Regions from separate parts of the Homo sapiens genome. Here region 2 is linked to region 1. The links are chromatin contacts, found by Hi-C or POLR2A ChIA-PET in ENCODE. All regions are on one chromosome and are shown on one strand. Each heading gives the region's core, a stretch centred on a gene start or an enhancer-like site at or near the end of the contact. The rest is flanking DNA. Distances are from core to core; before and after follow the strand shown.

What was found. Hi-C counts contacts between places; a loop is a spot of excess contacts on that map. ChIA-PET counts read pairs that join two places held with the same protein, here RNA polymerase II (POLR2A). Pooled maps may share reads with other maps.
Region 2: a pooled map shows a loop between it and region 1 (2.5-fold over the local background). The contact joins two enhancer-like sites. A Hi-C loop is called at or near these places in 1 of 168 maps with a recorded cell type or tissue (breast epithelium) and 5 of 50 pooled maps. POLR2A ChIA-PET finds 5 or more read pairs at or near these places in 8 of 52 experiments (GM10248, GM12878, H1 and 4 more).

Annotation. Positions count from the first base shown.
Region 1 is chr1:32,622,525-32,625,224 of GRCh38, reverse strand. The region is part of intron 6 of ZBTB8OS (zinc finger and BTB domain containing 8 opposite strand); the gene reads left to right. Among named protein-coding and RNA genes, the nearest start is that of ZBTB8OS, 27 kb to the left of the region's middle. RefSeq lists an enhancer at 1,447-1,516. Within about 2 kb of position 1,309, at least 3 of the 41 ENCODE cell types and tissues checked have a DNase peak (open chromatin) inside an H3K27ac peak, as active enhancers do.
Region 2 is chr1:32,683,018-32,685,723 of GRCh38, reverse strand. It overlaps RBBP4 (RB binding protein 4, chromatin remodeling factor), which reads right to left. Exons shown (of 12, transcript NM_005610.3): 12 at 1-2,706. SYNC (syncoilin, intermediate filament protein) reads left to right here. Exons shown (of 5, transcript NM_030786.3): 3 at 1,342-1,466; 4 at 1,635-1,714. Among named protein-coding and RNA genes, the nearest start is that of SYNC, 18 kb to the left of the region's middle. Within about 2 kb of position 1,388, at least 7 of the 41 ENCODE cell types and tissues checked have a DNase peak (open chromatin) inside an H3K27ac peak, as active enhancers do.

The sequences.
Region 1 (2,700 bases), core at 60-2,559:
TTTTGAGACAGTCTCACCCTGTCACCCAGGCTGGAGTGCAGTGACGTGACCTCTACTCACTGCAACCTCCCCCTCCCAGGTTCAAGCGATTCTCGTGTCTCAGCCTCCCGAGTAGCTGGGATTACAGGCCCATGCAACCATGCCAGGCTAATTTTTGTATTTTAGTAGAGACTGGGTTTCACCATGTTGGCCAGGCTGGTTTCGAACTCCCGACCTCAGGTGATCCACCCACCTTGGCCTCCCAAAGTGCTGGGATTATAAGCGTGAGCCACTGCACCCAGCTACTTCTTATTTTTTGAATGAATGATCAAATAACTCTTTTTTTTTTTTTGAGATGGAGTCTTACTCTGTTGCCCAGGCTGGAGTGCAGTGGTGTAATCTCAGCTCACTGCAACCTCCACCTCCCAGGTTCAAGCGATTCTCCTGTCTCTGCCTCCTGAGTAGCTGGGATTACAGGTGTATGCCACCACAGCCGGCTAATTTTTGTATTTTTAGTAGAGGTGGGGTTTCACCATGTTGGTCAGGCTGGTCTCAAACTCCTGACTTCAGGTGATCCACCTGCCTCGGCCTCCCAAAGTGCTGAGATTACAGGCATGAGCCACTGGGCCCAGCCAATCAACTTTTCAAAGCAAAAAGGAATGTTTTACAAATAGCTTATTAAAACATCTGGTTCCTGGAATATTTCTTGGTTTAAAAATACCTTCCTGGTTTTAATACTGTCTTTACCTTCTCTCCATGAATCCATATGCCATCCATCCATGAATTTATGCATGCATTCAGCAAATACTTATCAAGTGCCTCCAGTGTTTCAGACTTTTTTTTATGCACTCGAGGTAGAAATGTAATAGGATAAGCGAAGTCTCTGCCCTTACTGAGTTTAAAATGTAGTGGGAGAAGTGAGCCAGACAAACATGTAAACACATAATATAATTTCAGATAGTGAACAGTGCCATCAGGATAAGGTAAGAGTGGTTGGAGGAGGGGAGGGGGTAGTCAGAAAATATATGTTTATTAACCCATTCTCACGCTGCTGATAAAGACATACCCGAGACTGGGTAATTTATAAAGGAAAGGGGCTTAATTGATTCATAGTTCAGCATGGCTGGGGAGACCTCAGGAAACTTACAATCATGGTGGAGGGGGAAGCAAACCCTTCCTTCTTCACATTGTGGCAGGAAGAGAAGTGAGTGCTGAGCGAAGGGGGAAGCCCCTTAGAAAACCATCAGATCTCCTGAAAACTCACGCACTATCACTAGAACAGCATGGTGGAAACCGCCCCCGTGATTCAATGATCTCCACCTGCTCCCTCCCTCCCACAACACGTGGAGATTATGAGCACTACAGTTCAAGATGAGATTTGGGTGGGGACACAGCCAAAATATATCAGTATGTTTGAGAAAGTGATATTTGAGCAGAGGCAAGAGAGATGAGGAGTGAGCAGAAATAAGGAAGAACTTTCTAGGTGAAGAAACAGGTGTAAAGGCCCTGAAATGAGGTAAGTTCAGGGAACAGCAAGCTGGAGCTGAGAGTGAAGGTGTAATAGTAGGAGACAAGGTTGTAGAGATAGGGCCACAGCCTCTTTGGTAAAATTTGGTAAGGGGAGTATAGGATCAAGTACTCACGTATGGGAGTTGGCCTTCTGATGGGAGCCAGGGACAAGCCATTCATTGCAATCAGGCTAAGGTGAGTACAGATACAGCATGATGGTAGATTTGGTGGTAGGAAAATGAGTCAGTTCTTACTGAGTTGCTCTTACTTTCTCTAGGAAGCACAGTTGATTGAGAGTGAGAATGAGGGAGGAATGATCACTAGAGGAGAAGAGAAAGAATTGTCTCAGAGAGTGAAAAAGGGAATTTATTGGTAATTGTAAGATTTTACTGCGAGTACTGAATTCCTGTTTGAGATGTGTGGACATACACTCAGGGTGATACCAGTTAGCATGGTGTGTGCTGCCATAAGCAGACAGTTGAACTTGAATTAGGTTGTGGTTTTGCCAGGTGATTGTGGCAGAGGAGAAAAAGCAGTGGCAGTGCCACTTATATCCTTCTGTGAAATCTTCCTTTTTTTGTGTGGTGTAGAGCTAGCAAATGCCATTTACCTATTGCCTGGTACATTTTATGGTGCACAGAATTATTGTAGATTCCTTTTGGAGCTGGAAAGAACCTAAGAGAACATCTAATTCTGTGGTTTTAAACTGGGGCAGGGTTGGGCAATGTCATGTATCAGAGACGTGTGGAGAGCTTTTGACCTGGGAAACTATATCTTATTCTTCAGCTAGACTTGGAAAGAGAAGAGTCCCAAGAGGTGAAGTGAGTGTTGTCAACTGAGGAAAAGAGAATAAGTTGAATTCCTAGGGCCTAGGTCAGAGTATAAGGAGGTGGTTTTGATTTCAGAAAGAGCCCTGAGCCAAATAGTAGAAAAGCTTGTGTTCTTTGATTCAACCCATTTTCTTTTTTTTTTTTTAATCATCCTCAAAAGTTTTTTACTTTTTTTTCTTTCCAACTTTTATTTTTAGGTTCATGGGGTACATATACGAGTTTGTTACATGGGTAAATTGCATGTTGTGGGGGTTTAGTGTACAGATAATTTTGTCACCTAGGTAATCAGCATAATACCTGATAGGCAGTTTTTCAATCCTCACCCTCCCCCAACTCTCAAATAGACCCGGTGTCTTGTTTCCCTCTTTGTGTTCATGTGTAC
Region 2 (2,706 bases), core at 139-2,638, 60 kb before region 1:
TGGTAGGTAGTGAGGACTGAGCAATCAGGACAGCAGTATGCAGATGCTTCCCTCTTCAGATGACACACTCTTAGGCATGGCTGGGCACTAAAAAAGGTCCTTTGACAATGTTGGTGAAAGCTGAGATTCAGCCAGAGTATCAAACAGTGCGGATTGATGTGCCACAGGTACAATGTCAAGTATGACTCAGAGGACAAATTATCTAGATCCTTCTAATAATAGCATGTACCCCAACAACTGGATTCCTTAGTATTCTTCAAAATCTGAGGTAAAATCACTCTCGCTTTAAAAGATACCAACTTCACCCCTTCCTCTCTTCCCAACTCCCTCCTGCTTCCTTAAGGATCCATGCCAGCTAGCAGGTAAACCAGAGACTGACTTGCTGACATCTTCCTTACCTTATTCCTCAGGTATACATCCTAGGCAGGGAAAATTTACAGAATGCATCCCAGCCTGATTCTGGAAGAATGAGAAAGTTATCTGAGGGCTCCCAAGGGCCTCCTGTGCATACCATCTTTATCTTCCAACTTAGAACTAACCAAATTCAGTCTTTTTGTGTAATGAAAAAAGGATAAGCTGGGCACAGTGGCTCACACCTGTAATCCCAGCACTTTGGGAGACCGAGGCGGGAGGACTGCTTGAGCCCAGGAACAAGACCAGCCTGGGCAACATAGCGAGACCCTGTCTCTATACAAAAATAAAGAAGAAAAAAGGATGCAGGAAATTAGCAATAGGATAGCCAACACCCTCACTAAAGCATCAATTTCCATATGATGTTAAGTACCAGGTAGAAATCTCTCTGACTTTAAGGAGCTTTGGACACAAAAACTTTTCCTTAAACAAGCCATTTATTTTCTAAACATGGACTTCCACTAGTTGTGTAACTCTCCTAGAATTCTAGCCAATATTTAATAATTGTTGCCACACTTTTGTATTTCAACTTAAGTATTTTATATTATTAAAAACTACCAATTATCTTAACAAACCTGCACATGGAGGGAGAGGTATATGAAACTCAGCCCACTAACTAGACCAAAATCCTCCTCAATGACACTAAGGTTGTAATACTAAAAAGTCCCAATCACCCTCCCAGGATTCTATTAAAGCAAGCTGTGGTTAACAGACAAGATGCCTTTTTCGTCATCATTTTCAAAAGCATTGTCACTTTTTTTCCAAGACACAACTTCTTTGAACCTGTTTCATAACCTATCATATAAATACCAGCCTCAATACTGCTATCAAGATTAAACAATGAACAAAAAAGTGTTTTATAAGTAAGAGTGGACAATGTGAGTTTTTATTGTTTGGCTCATTAGAAATGTTCTTGGCCATCTCATGCAGGAACAGCTGGAGGAAATGGAAGAACGCCAGAGGCAGTTAAGAAATGGGGTGCAACTCCAGCAACAGAAGAACAAAGAGATGGAACAGCTAAGGCTCAGTCTTGCTGAAGAGCTCTCTACTTATAAGTCAGTTTCTGCTGCTATACAAATCTCATCTAATACTGGCTGAGGGGATGGTGGGAGGGCTTAGGGAAAATTTTACCTTAGAATCAAAAACAAAAAGAGGATTTGGGAAATGATTTTCAAATTGTGCTTATCCAAAAACACATGGAAAATGGCTCTCTCTTTTTAAAGGGCTATGCTACTACCCAAGAGCCTGGAACAGGCTGATGCTCCCACTTCTCAGGCAGGTGGAATGGAGACACAGTCTCAAGGTGATCTTTGTGAAGAGAAGAGTGGTGTTTGCATTGTTACTGCTTTCCTAACAATACTAATTAATGCCTTAAAAACAGGCCGGACGGGGTGGCTCACGCCTGTAATCCTAGCACTTTGGGAGGCTGAGGAGGGTGGATCACCTGGAGTCAGGAGTTCAAGACCAGCCTGGCCAACATGGCAAAACTCCATCTCCACTAAAAATACAAAAATTAGCCGGGCATAGTGGCAGGCACTTATAATCCCAGCTACTCAGGAGGCCAAGGCAGGAGAATCGCTTGAACCAGGAGGCAGAGGTTGCAGTGAGTCAAGATCACAATACAGCACTCCAGCTTGTACAACAGAGTGAGACTGCCTCAAAACAAAACAAAAACCCAAAAAACAAAAACAACAAAAAACCCTTGTGTGCCTAATGACAAGGGGATAACCCAAACCTCCAAAACGCCTGAGTCAGGCATTCAGAGTTCATTTGGAATGTTTGTTTCTAGTAGGACTCAAAATATGCCCTGATTATCACCATGAATTCTGTGGCATCTAGGCTTTGGGCATCTTGTTTCCTCATCCTACCCTACCCACCTGCTATTCTCAGTTTTCCTTATAATAGCAGAGAAAGCAGTTGTGCTATCAAAAATAATAAACATATCTATCCATTAAGTTCCTTATATAATATTCAAAGGCTGTGGTTTTGGGTGGAAGCAGAGATGTTCATGTTACACAGACTTACTCTTTTTTTTTTTTTTTTTTTTTGAGACGGAGTCTTGCTCTGTTGCCAGGCTGGAGTGCAGTGGCGTGACCTCTGCCTCCCGGGTTCAAGCGATTCCCCTGCCTCAGCCTCCCAAGTAGCTGGGATTATAGGCACGCACCACCACGCCTGGCTAATTTTTTTGTATTTTAGTAGAGACGGGGTTTCACCATGTTGGCTAAGATGGTCTCATCTCCTGACCTTGTGATCCACTTGCCTCGGCCTCCCAGAGTGCTGGGATTTCAGGTGTGA